Regions from separate parts of the Mus musculus genome. Here regions 2 and 3 are each linked to region 1. The links are chromatin loops, found by intact Hi-C in ENCODE. Cell type or tissue: heart. All regions are shown on one strand.

The links. A loop is a pair of places that touch in the nucleus more often than their neighbours do. Peaks named below come from ENCODE experiments on the same cell type or tissue, not always from the same donor. Only the 100,000 strongest peaks of a DNase experiment are listed, where the experiment ranks them.
Region 2: it touches region 1 in a loop (1.9-fold over the local background); 8 of 42 quality-filtered maps call a loop at or near these places.
Region 3: it touches region 1 in a loop (2.2-fold over the local background); 9 of 42 quality-filtered maps call a loop at or near these places.

The regions. Positions count from the first base shown.
Region 1 is chr13:109,682,977-109,687,976 of GRCm38, reverse strand. All of the region lies in intron 3 of Pde4d (phosphodiesterase 4D, cAMP specific), which reads right to left. Among named protein-coding and RNA genes, the nearest start is that of Mir1904, 220 kb to the left of the region's middle. In heart, a CTCF peak has its summit at 1,974; DNase peaks (open chromatin) are centred at 2,016 and 2,346; H3K4me3 peaks cover 3,196 bases; H3K27ac peaks cover 2,890 bases.
Region 2 is chr13:109,734,260-109,739,259 of GRCm38, reverse strand. The region is part of intron 3 of Pde4d (phosphodiesterase 4D, cAMP specific); the gene reads right to left. Among named protein-coding and RNA genes, the nearest start is that of Mir1904, 170 kb to the left of the region's middle. In heart, a CTCF peak has its summit at 2,752 (motif pointing right); no DNase peak of the experiment used is centred here.
Region 3 is chr13:109,613,948-109,618,947 of GRCm38, reverse strand. The region is part of intron 3 of Pde4d (phosphodiesterase 4D, cAMP specific); the gene reads right to left. Among named protein-coding and RNA genes, the nearest start is that of Gm32703, 180 kb to the right of the region's middle. In heart, a CTCF peak has its summit at 2,836 (motif pointing left); no DNase peak of the experiment used is centred here.

The DNA.
Region 1 (5,000 bases):
TAAAAGGAAGAACTGTTTCTAGTCCCATAACGCTCACAGTTCTAATTATTTGAAGCATACAGGGATGTACTCAATCAAGCAGTTAATCAATGGTCTTCAGTCACATGTAAGCTTAACCAGAGATGCTTCCGTAGTTCACAGTTCTCTCTAGAGATCAGAAACGTTACAGTGACATTCAGTTATTATACAAAGATCACTTTAACAGCAACACCATGTAGATTTTCTCTTTTGTTTTAAGGTTAAGGGGACTCCCCAGCAAATCAGTATTTTAATGAGTCTTTCGAATTGTGGCTCTACTTGTTGACTATCTCAGATAGCTTAACATAATAGAACAGTCTGTGACAATGACTTAAGCACAAGGCTTGTCTGTGTTACTAACTACAGCCAGCTGAAATAAATAAATTATTGTCACTTGAGCCCTGGAGTTAAAAATAAATCTTCAGGCTATTTATTTAACTGAGATCTTTTTTTCCACTTATTGGTGATATAAATCATAAATGTGTGAAACCCATGTATAATCTGACTGCCGTGTCAGAGGTTTACATTAGCTACATAAATTTATAAAAGAATTTTATGTGTTCCCAGTAATTTTTTTGTTGGGGAATAGGGGGAAAAAAAAGGACCTTGCAAACAAACATATCTGCAGATACAAAGTTTTCTTTCACAATCAACTCATAAAGCTATCTAATGTAGTCTTTAAAAAGGAATGGTCAACATCATAAGAAGGAGATTCTTTTTCTGGAATTTCTTAAAATTCACAGAAATACAATGGAGGGCTGCATTTTTATTTCCAGGCTACTATGAAGTGCTGGTATGAAAAGCAGCAGTCAGCCAGCGCTGGGCATCCTATGCAGATAACTCATGTATTTCCATGTGAGTTTGTTTGCTTACATAATACATCCTGAGTTTCACTGCCTGCCTGATGCTACCTCAGTCTTTGCTTTTATTTCCCTTTCCCGAGCATGATTTTTTTTTCCACATCCAAGAAGTGAGCTGATTTGTTCACTTACAACTGTTAACGGAAAGGATTTCCCTCAGAATTAGCCATAGAGAATTCTATAAATAGCTATTCTAGAGCCCAAACTAATTTTATTGGGAAGTTTTCTCTAACGACCAGATGTATATGAGCATATCAAATTAGGATTAGGGAAAAATAGAATGTATATTAGATTCAGTTGAAGTGGACTCACATTTCACTAAAGTAAAACTTTTATATTACCTACAACATATTACTAACAAAGTGAAGAGGAGGTGCTTGGCTGAGAAAGAATTTGATATGCTCGTGTTTAGCCTCGTGGTTTTATCTTCCAGGTGCTTTTTCTATAAGTCATAAAAGATCTCTAGCATCATTAACTCCTAACCCTTGGCAGCAGCCAAGGCAACCTTTCCAGTTCTCAAAAAGGAGGGAGAAAATAGGCCACCAAATCAGACAGTGAGAACTAGCAAGCTTTCATTAAAAACAAAAAACAAAAACAAAACAAAACCCCACTGCTTTCTTCTCTCCCTTAAAAGTGACTCTTAGATAAATGACTATGGCCCATAAGGAGTTACACACACACACACACACACACACACACACACACACACACACACACTGGATAGAACAGACAGGTTAAGGAGGAAAATCAGGAATGTAAGGGGGCTGCCAGTAATAAGTTTTCCCTGAAAGCTTTCACATCACACCTCATCAGCAATTACTAAGCACTTGAGTTCTATGTCAGTCTTAAAGGGGAAGAAGGAGAAAGTAGCACTTTACCAAACTGCCTCCGTTGTCCTCAGGGAACTTGTAGACCTGGATCTTGGCTTCATTATAATGCTCATTTTGAAGAGGGGAGACACAAAATGAAAAAGGGAAAGGGAAATGTTCAAGTCTTCTGATCAATATTCATCAGCGGGCTCTCCACAAAGAAGGTTTGGAGGTTTCGCCACGGGCTGGGAAGGCTGCCTCCTGCCTCAGCTCTCAGTGTCGCCGGCAGCAGGCGGGCTTTCCTCTTTCATGCCCAAGCCCGGGCTCTTCCGAAGGGAGTTCCTTCTCTGCCTGCCTTGCCCACAGAGGAACTGAATTTTGAATCTCTTCTTCATCTGGGTCACAAGGGAAGCCAGCCCAGCGAACCGGTCACTCAATCTCTTTTCTGCAATTCCATAACAACGGACTTAGAGGTTTGTTCCCCTGGGCACTCACTCAGGTAGAGCAAAAGGAAAGTGCCTGGCAGCCTGGTGACACGCAGAGGGCGAGCTGTCAAGGAAGTTTCATTTCAGGGCGATCAACCGCAGGGACAAAGCTCTCTGCAGCGCAAAGGAGTCCGCTGGAGGAGCACAGCTCCGTGGGCTGGGTGGCCCGAGGTACCTGCCAAGCCAATATCCGCTGTGTCCCCTGAGAACGCGGCTGCGAGTCTTTGTGAATGAGAATTACCATCCAGTCTCACCAGGCAGAAACTATTCCTCAAGGGCTGAATGACGTCTGTGAGAAGGCAGTTCAAAACATCGCAGGGAAGTGAGAAAGGGAGGAAAAAAAAAAAAAAAAAAAAAAAAGCGCCCAACCCGGCCTGGTCAATTGCTGACTTACAAAGCAAAGGGGCGGAACTCTGAATGCAGAATGCAGGACAGCAAAGCAGCCACGCAGACAGCAGAGCTCTGGAGATTTTCAAGGCCATGCCCTCCTCTGGAAAAGCAGCTGTCTGTGTTATTCAGAAAGGACCCCCTCCCTGAGCACCTTTTTAAGGCACACACCCCTAGCCATTGAACTTTTCTTCTCTATCAAAAGTCAAAGAAACTACCTCAAAATCACTTTTCTCCTGCTACCACGTGGCAACGTGAACAGAGAAGCTAAGGGGACTTGAAGACTCAGCAGAAAGTCATTTCCATTATACAGAAAAAAGAAAACAAAAAAACAAAACAAACAAAAAAAAAAAAAAAAAAACCAAGCCATGCTTTATTTGTGCCGATATGTGAATTGGCCCTTGGAAATTCCACAAAGCATCAAGGTAGCAGGCCTCCTTGAATGAGGTGCAGCTGGGGTATTTAAGCTAAGAAATCGAATGTAACTTGTTGGGCAAGAGGCTACATGCACTACAGCTGCCTTCTTGCTGTTTTAGGACCCTAATTTTTTTTTTTAATGACACATAAATGTCATTGATTTGTGTATGGAGACTTAGGTCACTTGGCTTTTAACAGTGCTTCAGAAAGGGACTTTGTGTCATTCCTAATCTTTACTATTTTCAAGACCTGTTCTTGCCCCACGGGTAGCATCTGAAGTAATTAGTGGTACAATACCAAGTGGTTATCCGTGACGTCATGTGTATGTGTATGTGTGTGTGTGTGTGTGTGTGTGTGTGTGTGCGCGCGCGCGCACGCACGTGCGTACTATATATATATATATAATATACATATTACACTAAACAAATGCAGTAGGTAGCATTTATATATGTTTGTACTTATAAATATGTAAAAAAAAATCTAAGAAAAAGAATTTGAGAGGTAATAAGAGGTGACATACAGATTGGAAAAAGGAAAGGGAAGGGGTGATGTAATTATATTTTAATTAGAATTTTTAAGTACGTAAGAAAAAAATACTCTTCTTTATGGTAGCTTCTCTGTAAGCTGGTCCCAGTTGCTCCTGACAGAAGTAACATTTCCACGCCTTCTCTCCTATCCGTCTGAACATTTACACAAAGGATATATGTTCCTCTGGGTGTGCCGACTTCAATTATGTTGAAGGTGAATTATCAAGCGTAACTAAGCATTCGGAATCTTCAATGACATTAGCCAAGCATTGCTTCGCCAGTCTGACGTGAACTTGGTATTTATTTAGCATTTGGAGACAGGATGCTGGATTGTGGCTGTGACCCACCCAAACAGCTTGGAAAACTGATGTAGAAGGAATGAAGTCGGCGGAGACTGGGGCCTCTGATGACAATAACAGGCTGTTCGCACCTCAGTGGCCACTGGCGATTTTGTCTTCTCTGGGGATTCTCAGACTTCATAAAGTAAATGTCAACAAATTGCTTCCTGACAGCTTCTCTCCATAAGCCTCCCACTTTTCCTGTACTGCCCAGGGACAGTCAGGCCTTCTTAGACCTGACCGTCTTTAGAATATTGCTCATACATTAGTATATTTCATGCAGGTTCCCTAAACACATATTTCTTTTCTTTTTTTTTTATTTATTACGTATTTTCCTCAATTACGTTTCCAATGCTATCCCAAAAGTCCCCCATACCCTCCCGCCCACTTCCCTACCCACCCATTCCCATTTTTTGGCCCTGGCGTTCCCCTGTACTGGGGCATATAAAGTTTGTGTGTCCAATGGGCCTCTCTTTCCAGTGATGGCCGACTAGGCCATCTTTTGATACATATGCAGCTAGAGTCAAGAGCTCCGGGGTACTGGTTAGTTCATACTGTTAAACACATATTTCTATAAATTCCAAAGAAGGCAGGGAAGACACTACTGGCGTGTGTGTGTGTGTGTGTGTGTGTGTGTGTAATGGGGGAGTAGGGTGTTTATGGATGGTTTACCCTTATTTATTTTGTGAACTTAAAAGTGATTCAAAGGAGGGAAAACTCCAACCTAAATAAGATTAAGCAGTTCTGTGTAGAACCCTTTTCCTTGTTTCCAGGTTTACCAAACATCTTCCTTGTTTCCAGGTTTACCAAACATCTCCTGGTTGTCCCGTAGAAAGATAATGCTGACCAGAAAGTTCAGGGTCTGCGTGCGGAGTACTAAGCTCTCCAGGAGTAATCACCCCTGCGGTCCTCTATCCGCAGAGAGGATACTGTCTCAGTGAGATAACTTACTTTACTGCCACACCCTTCTTTGTCACACACACAGCAGGAGCCAAGTAACTTACTCACCTACAATTACCCTACCATCCAAAAACCGTTCTCAGAAGGCCCCGCCACCCAGCTGCCAGGGGGCCTCTACTAACGCTGAGTTCCAGTCTCATAGGGGCTACTGCACGGCTTCCCCGCTCACCCAGAAACAAGTACTGAGCTGGGAAATCTG
Region 2 (5,000 bases), 51 kb before region 1:
TAAATGAATAAGGTATTGACTCCTAATGATGTATCATTATACCGATAGATTAGTGCATCTCTCATCCTTCATCTTAGGGTCGGTGACTATTTGCAATAGATGGTGAATGACCCTGAAATGCACAACTGGCCTAGGGAGAGACAGTATGAGACTCCAGCATTCCCAACTCTAAGTGGAGCATATGTCCTGTATCCCTCTTCCAAAGGCTCAAGAACAACTGTAGAAGGGAATAGGAGGAAAGACTATTAGAGCCATCAATAGTAGATGAGTACAACAAAATATCTTCTGGATACAACAGGGTAGCTGCAATATGAATTCACAGATGTGGTGACAGCATGCACAACACTTGTGCAAATCTAAAACAGACCAAAGCCCTGAATGGAGTTGGGAGTGGACAAAGTGTCCCTCTTAGCTGAGGAACAGTAATTGTGAGTGGCTGTTGAGAGAGGGAGGATCAGTTGTCTCCAAGAGTGCAGCCCCTAATAAACGTACAATGCTTCCGTGGAAAGCCACGTTATCCTAAAATACTTGGGTAGAACATATTGACCTGGATTCAGAGAGATGTAAAGGTGGGTGTGAAAGCAAAAAGGGATGAATATGAGAAGACTTGGAGGAGAGAGGGTGAATATGACCAAAACATGTTCTACCCAATTCCCAAAGGACATATCCTGTATGTGTACATGCATGTGTAGGTGTAGGTGTAGGTGTAGGTGTAGGTGTAGGTGTAGGTGTAGGTGTAGGTGTAGGTATATGTGATGTCTCTGTCTTTTACTGGGGCTAGAAGCATAGATAAATGGTAGAGTCAAATGACTGACACACAATAGGCTCTGTGTTCAACCTCCAGCACCATAACCCAGAACAGCAAACCCCTGTACTAAGTGAGGTAAATGAACATAGAAGAAATGAAATGCATTGAGTTCAGTACAGAATTTAGAGTTGGAGGACAAAAAATAGCCATATATGCAGTTTTCAGTAGAATAGTCATTAGAACCCACAGAGACTTTCTCAAAAAAAAAAAAAAGAAAAAGAAAAAAAAACTTTTCTAGTGAGACATCAATCAACATCAAACTCAAGTCTCATCTATTCTTGAGAAAAGAGAGTGACAGCCTGGGATAGGCCAGGGGGTGTGTAGCTAAAGGAAATTATTGAATGCACAAATGAATTCAAATTAAACTGTTATCAACATGGCCCCATTAGAATCTTTATCCAGAACTGAACATGCAGCTCAATTGTACAGTGCTGCCCTACATACACAATGCCCTGGGGTTTATTTTTAGCATGCCCATGTGCATGTGCAACCACTTCTTCAAACATACACACACACACACACTTTATGGCCCATTAGGTTAAAACATTTTCTAATTTTCTTTCCTAGATTTATTCATACGCAGTGTCACCTATCAAGTGTTCTAAGTAAGCTAAGCTGGGGAGGTAGGGAACACTGAATCATTGATCATCTATGCATCACCCGAATCAAACCTTTAAGCAGGAAAGAAAAGACAAAACCAACCAACCAAACAAACAAACAAATAAACAAAAAACAGGAGATGGTATAGTGTAGCTTAGGTAATCAGAAAACTGTTTTCCAACTTCAAATTTTCTTTGTGTGTATGTGGTGATGTGTGTGGTGTATGGATGTGTGTGTGTGTGTGTGTGTGTGTGTGTGTGTGAAGGATTTTATCAATTGAACCATGTCTCCAACCTTTTAATAATTTTGTTAGAATTGTGTCATCTTATAAATATATTTATTTGGTCCTGCCAAGACACTGGAGGATTATCTAATTAAACCTTCACTTTATAGACAAAGACGGTAGGTTCTGGAAAAGCTGATTGACAGAAGTCAGTGAGCTAAGGCTTTATTGTGTATTGTTCCTGAAGTCCTCCCTGACAGAATACATGATTCCACGAGGCACGAATGAGTCAGTAGCTGTGGACCAAACAAGAGGGCTTGGGCTCATCCAGGTAGGTGTGACATGCTCTTCAGCACACTGGCTATCCTCAGGACAGCCAGGGAAGGCAGGGGTGTAGGTAGTAAAGAGTGTTATCAGGGGAATTAGGAAAGCTCTTTTTGGGTGCTATTTATAAAACACACATTTTTCAAACACTTACTATGAGTATACTGTGATTAAAAACCATAAAAGCAATAGTATTAATTCAGTCCGGGCTAACCTGTGATGTTCCGTAGAGGAGTAGTAAGTAAAGTGAGCTTTTAGCATTACTCAATACGCATTGGGAAGACCCTGCTCAGAAGAGTAGTGAGGGATGAGAATATATTTCCCTTTAAGGAGAGAGTCACGGAGGATCTAAGGATGGAAATGCTCTACAAAACATCTGTGCCTGCTTCCTCTTATTCGAAGCATCTGTGCAAGCTTCCTCTTATTATTAGCAGGATGATGTTAGGGTTAAGTGGAGCAGAAGGAGGCTTCTGTCTCCATATCCTAGGAACAATAAAGAAGATGGAAGGATGGGCTTCGGGGTTCGCTTTTTCTCAGTTTAACTGGATCAATGCCAACTGAATCATTCTCCCCCCTCCCCCAATCATTAATTTATGTTTTTAAATACAATGTTCTTTTTTTTCAATTCCATTAAGAAAATCTAAACGTATATAGACGCCCTATTGTAGATTTTTGAAAAATCATATTACTAAATATCTTAAAATATTTTGATAATAATGCTACCATGGAAATCAAAACATTTACTAAGTGAGTAAATTATACCTGGACTTTGCCATTTGTTTGCAGATGTAATACAACACTTTGTCCACTAGATGGAGAGAATGCTCTTAAATATAGAGAACCTATTATAAAGTAATAGGAAGGTCTAAATTACCTATTAAAGACTCATGCAAACCTCTTAAATATTACCTAAGATAATGCCACAAAAAACTATTAAACTGCTATAAATAATTATTAAAACTATACCAATCTGTGAAACATTTGCATGAGCTTTACTTTGAAACGGAATTCATTTCTTTCTTTTTCAAAGAGTGATCAGACTAGTCTGTAATTTAGAGGTTCAAGCCGGGCGGTGGTGGCGCACGCCTTTAATCCCAGCACTTGGGAGGCAGAGGTAGGCGGATTTCTGAGTTCAAGGCCAGCCTGGTCTACAAAGTGAGTTCCAGGACAGCCAGGGCTAATCAGAGAAACCCTGTCTCGAAAAACCAAACTGAAAAACAAAAAAGAAAAACAAAACAAACAAACAAATAAAAAACCTTAAAGGTTCAAGTGACCTTCCAGCCTCAGTCCCTGGAGTAGCTGGGACTAAAGGCACACACCATGCACACATGGTGAAGAGTTTGCCCTAGGACCAGGCTGGGGAGGAGAGGCTGAGATCAGTAACTGATATTCTATTGGGCCTTTACTTTAAAATTACTCAGGAAGACATCACTGATCCTCCACAGTACATCACTCAATGTCCGTTATACTAAGCAAAGCACCATTGATATCAGTGGTAGGCTGGGAAAGCCTTTTACATTTGGGGAATGCAAGTTTTCTCAGACTAGAGTGATTTGGGAGGTAGGCATTTAGTCTGAGGTTCCATCAGCATCCAGCTTTCCAGTATAGTAAGTGCTTCTTTAACCAACATTCATCATCAAGCAAAAGCTAGAGTACTGAAAACACTTAGCTCAAAGTATTACCAAATATCAACAGTGGTGAATAACATTATAGAAAGGTTTTATATAATGAAGAATTTAGTGAACAAGCTTGCATAGTTCTTTGTTCTTAGATTAATAGTGTGTGGGGGGGGGCACAGATATATGAAGCATAACATTTCTCAATGAGGCAGTAAAAAATCTACAAAGGAACAAAGGCCAAATGAATAGCACTAGTTATGAATAGTCCCCAAACAATAAAGCATAGTGCTGTATGAACTGGGAAATCAGATATGCCAAGAGACAACAGATATAAAGGAAGCTTAGTGCAAGGAAGGAGTAGAGAGCCCAGGCATAGCTGAAGATGCTCAAAGGGGAGCAACAGAAGCAAGCTTGGCAAAGGGTTGTAGTGAATGTATTTGAACAGGACACAGAGATAGACTGCATTCATGGGCTGGCACTAAAAAGCCATGGGGACATTAAAAAAAAAAAAGTGGCAACATTGTATGGTACAGCCAACAGGTAGGCTGGGAGTGTGAATAGAAACCAGGCCAAGGCGTGCCCACGTCAGATCGCTATAAAGAGATGTGTGGAAAGATACATGGCCATTTAGTAACCAATACCCAGGTCTGAGATGTGGTAAATCTCATTACATTCATGTGGCTTCATTTGTAAAAATAAAGGTGTTCTTTCTGCGACTGTGGAGAAAGTAGAATAGCCACGAAATAGAAAATAAATCGAGAACCAAAGGAAGAGGGGGGAGCCCCTCCCAAATAAAAGGCTTCTTAACTAAACCCTTCAACTATGAGAAGGAGGGGCACACCTTCAGAGAGGTCTTGTTCGGTAGAAACAACAAAAGTCAGTTCTTGCTTCACGCTGTGGGCTACAAATCAAGGAAACGTGAGACTACCTATTATGGGCTTAGCTTTCTGAAAATTAGCTTCATTTAAACTGAGAGCTATTTTATGCTGAAAACAGAAATGACTTGAGATGAGCTGCTCGGTTTTGAAACATGGTTTCATCCACAGTCCTTGGTATTAATAAACACACACACACACACACACACACAGAGAGAGAGAGAGAGAGAGAGAGAGAGAGAGAGAGAGAGAGAGAGAGAGATGGGGGGTGCGTCAAGGAGACAAGGAGTGGTGAGTTTCCTAAGCATCCTCTGGTTCACACAGAGGCCTGCTGAATTCCCACCAGACTCACAGCCAGTCAGGTGAAGCCCAAGACACAATATAATCTGAAGCTTGGGAACGTGGCAAAAGAATCGAGGGGGCAAAGTATCCGATCATAATAACGACATTGACAATGATGATAAGTTTTGGGGGGGTGCTTTGTGTGCCCCACATTCTGCTTTCTGCATATCACATCCTCACTAATGGAAGGGGCCACCACAGTTCCCTAG
Region 3 (5,000 bases), 69 kb after region 1:
TTATCACTTGAGGGTATCGACACACACTTATCATATTGTTTATCTGTTTGTTTTAAAAAACAAGTCCAAATGACTATTTAAATCTGTCATTTTATTTATGTCAATTCATTTAAATTTTTAAAAGGGAGTAAAAAAAATGTATAGGATTTAAGAACTTAGAGATACGTGAGCAAAAGTTGCTGGAAAGAGGCTATGTTCTTCACTAAACCTTCGGCAAGGTTGATGAGTGGATTAAAACATCAATGACCGACTGTAGGGGGTTTGGAATGGACAAGTCCAGGGTCAGATCATCTTGGGCTACCTTCAGCCTTCCTAGTAACCATCTAGTGCCATTCTCCGTACCTGACCTAAGATCTTTCTGACAATTCGGTACATCATTTGGAATGTCTAAACAAGCACCTAGCTGCCACAGACCTAAGGCTTATTAGCCTGTAGCTCTGTATTTTTAGGTCCCACGCCAGTTGTTTGTTGGAGTTAGTGAGCGTATTAGTGACATCTCTATTGTTTTGACAACACACCAGGACCAAGACAACTTGAAGAAAGGGTTTATTTGGGGCTTACAGAGAATGATACATTCTGTAACATGGTAGGTACAGTGTGGGCGGGGTGCTGAGAGCTTAGGGCTCACATCTGGAACCACCAGGAAGAAACAGAGACCTACCTGGGAATGACATGCAGATTTTTTTAAAAGTCAAAGTCCACTCCCAGTGATATACTTTCTCCAGAAAGGCCACAACTCCTACATGTTCCCAACAGTGCCTGCAACTGGGGACCAAGTATTCAAATGCCAGGGATTTATGGGGAACATCTCATTCAAACGCCTAAAGCTAGTTAGTTTCTGTTCCAGCTTTTGACTAGTCCATCAAGTTGTCCAGTTTTCTCAATCTTTAAAATATTCAAAAGCTTTAAAATATTACAGCTCTAAAAATGAGTTTTAAAAGTGAAAAGTTTCTATATACTGAGAAGATAATTCATTCTACTTAAAAAAATTATAAAAACAGTGAACTGAAGTGTCCTAAAATTTTGCTTTGTGCGATGTTATTTCTGAGACTTCTTGTTGTCTGTGTGCCAGGACATTCTTAAGAATTTTGGGTCTAGAAGTCCAACTTAGCATAGATCTTGGCTCTCCTGTTGCCTGTCCTTAGCTTCTATGCACATATGTCCATATGTAGGGAAAGACAAGAATGGGGTGTGTGTTAAAGGGAAAGAGATGTATAATGGGAGAGAGGAGGGAGAGAATTAGGGAGAGGGATTGTGCATGAGAGAGAAAGGAAGATGGGGAAAGGGAGGGAGGGAGAGAAGGAGGGAGGGAAGGAGGAAAGGAGGGAGGGAGAGAAGGAGGGAGGGAGGAAGAAAAGAGGAGGGGAGGAAAGGAGGAGGGGAAGGAGGAGGGGGAGAGGAAGAGGGAGGAGGAGGAGGAAGAGGAGGAGGAGGAAGAAGAGGAAGAGGAAGGTCAAGAACACAACTAAGCAAGCACTATCTCTCTTTGACACGTTCTAGTACTCTCCACAGAGCACAGGGACAACGTATACTAGATATTAATTTTATATGCTCTTCTCGCTGGCCTTGCTTTCCCAGTCTCCTCTCTCCAATCTCTGGCCACTCTCCTTTCTCAGTGTATGGTCACTCTTCCACAATGTAGAACCTGAGACAAATCATCCCCCTCTGGGATTAGCAGGTTGATTCTCATGATGTATCTGCTTGGCTACAAGATTCCACTCCAATAGTCTCTGAAGCAGAATGCAGTCTCATACCCTGATCCTTGTCTCTAGCACTGACCTAAGCATCATGTCCAAAACCACGGACATTGCGATGCTAAAACAGGCTCCTGTTTGAACAACACACATTAGCCCAATGTGAATGATGAATATTCATGAAAGCATGTTTAGAAATTACAGAAAAATGAGATGAACAAGAGAAATGAAAATCATCCCTACTAGAACTAAATTGGAAATCTGGCTCATTTTCATTTTTGTATGTAAACAGATGCGTTTATGCATCTAATTTTAATATTTAATTGAGATTTTTAATGTCTGTGATTAATTTTAGATTCTATTCTACTTCTTATTTTACAAGAAGCATTTCCTCATATTATCTAACATGTGAAAATAAAATTAGTAGTTGATGCCTTGATACAATACCAAAATTTATCTAAACATTAGTTCATATGGTATATTTATGTTCCATGACATCCATAGTACAACTAATTTTGGATGGTTATCTTTGAACACTTATATTTTTAAAGTCTCAAAAGATCTCTAAAATTCAAACCCTTTAAAGCAGAAATAATAATAAAAAAATAGGCTTAATTTTAGAGCCTGAGGTATGTAATGATTTTTATTTATTTTCCTAAGAAGAATACCTTGAGTTAGCTTAAAAATTAATGTAGCAAACTACATTTGTATGCATGATTCATACTTTAAAAAATTTTGCAAATGTAAGATCATTTGACATAACTTGCTGTGTGTTACAGGGAGTTCACTCCATGATAATTAGTCAGTACTGAGAATAACAAGACAGTGATTTCTTATACGATAGGAAAATGAAAAAAATCCCACCATGAGTAGTTATGTGGACCATATTTTATAAAAGGCTGAGAGCGATAAAAGTGAAGGAAAGAAAGCCAGCCAGGAGGTTGTTATTAAAGAGACCCAGAAGTCAGCCGCTGCCGTTTCTTGTGCTCTGTGAGGACTAGAGAGCTGCAGGTCAGCATTTCAGAAAAATCATGCCCATGGGGGCACAAGGCTTTACTTGAGGCAGGTTTTCCTAATTGTAACGTTCTGTTGAAGAGAAGTCCTTGACTTAAACATATCCTTTTGTGCCCTCTAGTGTTTGAATTCACAAACACTTCGGAGAAGGTTAACTCAGAGTTCAGATGGGACTACCTTGCTTTTCATTCTGCAATTTAAAAATCCCTCGTTTCACAAGAACAGTCAAGTTGCAATACCACCTACCACTGAGCAAATCTTGCCGCGCCTGCCGCCTTCATTTTTAATGAACAAAGCCTTATTGGCACATGTGCCACAGCCCTCTAAAGGGTCATATGTGGACAACTGCATTTTTTCTTCAGGACAGAGTTGAATATTGACTTACTGGCTGACAGTGCAAAATCTTTTACTATCTGGATTTGCATCAGGTGACCCTTGCTTGGGCCAGAGAATTCAGTATTACGTTAGAGACTGTTAACATTTTAGAAATTAAAAAAAAAATGCCATTCCTTTCTATCAACCCCCGAGACCCTAGTAAAAATAGATAGTTCTAAGTCAGGCAATTGGCTTTTGGTTCGGTGACCAAGCACTTACTTCCTTAATGAAACGCGAGCTGTCATAATTCTTGTAATATGTGCTCACTGAGATGATATACACCTGATCCTGATGACTTTGTTGCGATTATATCAGAAAGAACAAAATAAGATCAAAGGTCTTCACCCAATAAGACCAGAGCCAGACAAACTTTCAGATCCTTGTGCTAACTCACTGTGGTAGCAGCTTCCTGTCCTTAGGATTGTACCCGAGACAACCAGCCAAGCCAGAAAGGTTACACACAGTTTGGGGGCATTCTTGACCACGCCAGTTAGCCCTGTTGTTTTGGGTGAGACAGCATATTTCAGAGGGACTGTGGGCAAACCAAACCACTCATTGGCAGAAAAGGCCTCAAGTTCCAGCACCCCTTTTAAGGGTACATCCCAGTGACCCAAAGAAGTATGACAGGGATGTATCTTTTAAAGGTTCCTCTGCTACTCTCTAGATCAGACACGTCTTTATTACAATAGCCCTTTCGGGACACTCTAAATGCAAACTGCAGCATCCATATATTATTGATTAGCCGGAACACAACTGATCAACACCTCCATTTTTATACACTTAGAAAGAAAGCATTATTTTATGTTTAGATATACACACAGTATTTCTGTACCCTAATATACCACTTATTACAAATACAGAGTGTATCTGAATTTGTGTTTGAGGCAATTCTTATGCGATTGGTATTTTATGTATATCAAGGGTAGAGGGCACCAAGAGAAGGTGGTAGCTCTGTGTGGGAACGTCACTGGCTATTCAACTTATCTGGTTCAAATCGCAGGTCTTCTCATGGCTCTTTCGTGTACCTTGTACCTTTATTGAAATTCCCCTCCCCCATCACGTTTGAAATGACCACTGCATAGTTTATTCAAGCTTTTCGTAATGTTTCTCAAGAAGGGAATGCATTTTCCCTTTCTAACTTTAAATCTGATTTCCATTAGAATCCTGGTCATCACCCTTCCACCCCCCACCCCCGTCAAAGATACACAGAAGCAACAGCCTGGCCAGACAGTTTATACAACCCTTTAAACATACACCCAAGCACAAGACACTGCAGAGACTTACAAACATCCAAACCAAGTAATGGAAACCAACAGCATTGCTTCTAAGCTACAGTAACGACAGTGAACTTTCTTGTGAAGTGTCAAGAGAAACGAAAATAAAATTCAGGGCAAATTAACACCATACCTTCAATCCACAAGGGGGAAAAAAAGTATCCAGACTTACCTGAAAAAGAAAAAGAAAAGCAATAAATCTCAAAATAAAGAATTAAATTTATAATAGATAATGCAATTTTTTATAAGTATGTAGTTAGTTCTTAAACACAGTTTTCTGTAAATAACAAGTTACACTTTTTAAAAATGTATGTCAACGCCAAAATGGCTGGCAGTGGTGTTCTCTAGTGACCAAATCTGCCACTGTGTCTCATGAAAACTATACAAAGCCCCTGACCACACTACTTGTCCCTCCCAGCAGCCTCACTGGCCATCTAGCCATTGCTGGAAAGCAGTAAGGATCTTCCAGCCACTCCCCACCCTCTGTGTGCTCTCTCTTGTCTGTGCACCCCCAAGCCCCCATGAGTATCTTCAAGTCTTGCCTCTAGGGCCTTCTTTACAACAAAGACTGCCTGACTTCCTTTCTGGAAATTCCTAGCATCTGCCAGCCTAAGCTTTTAGTTCTTCTCCATTTACATTACAT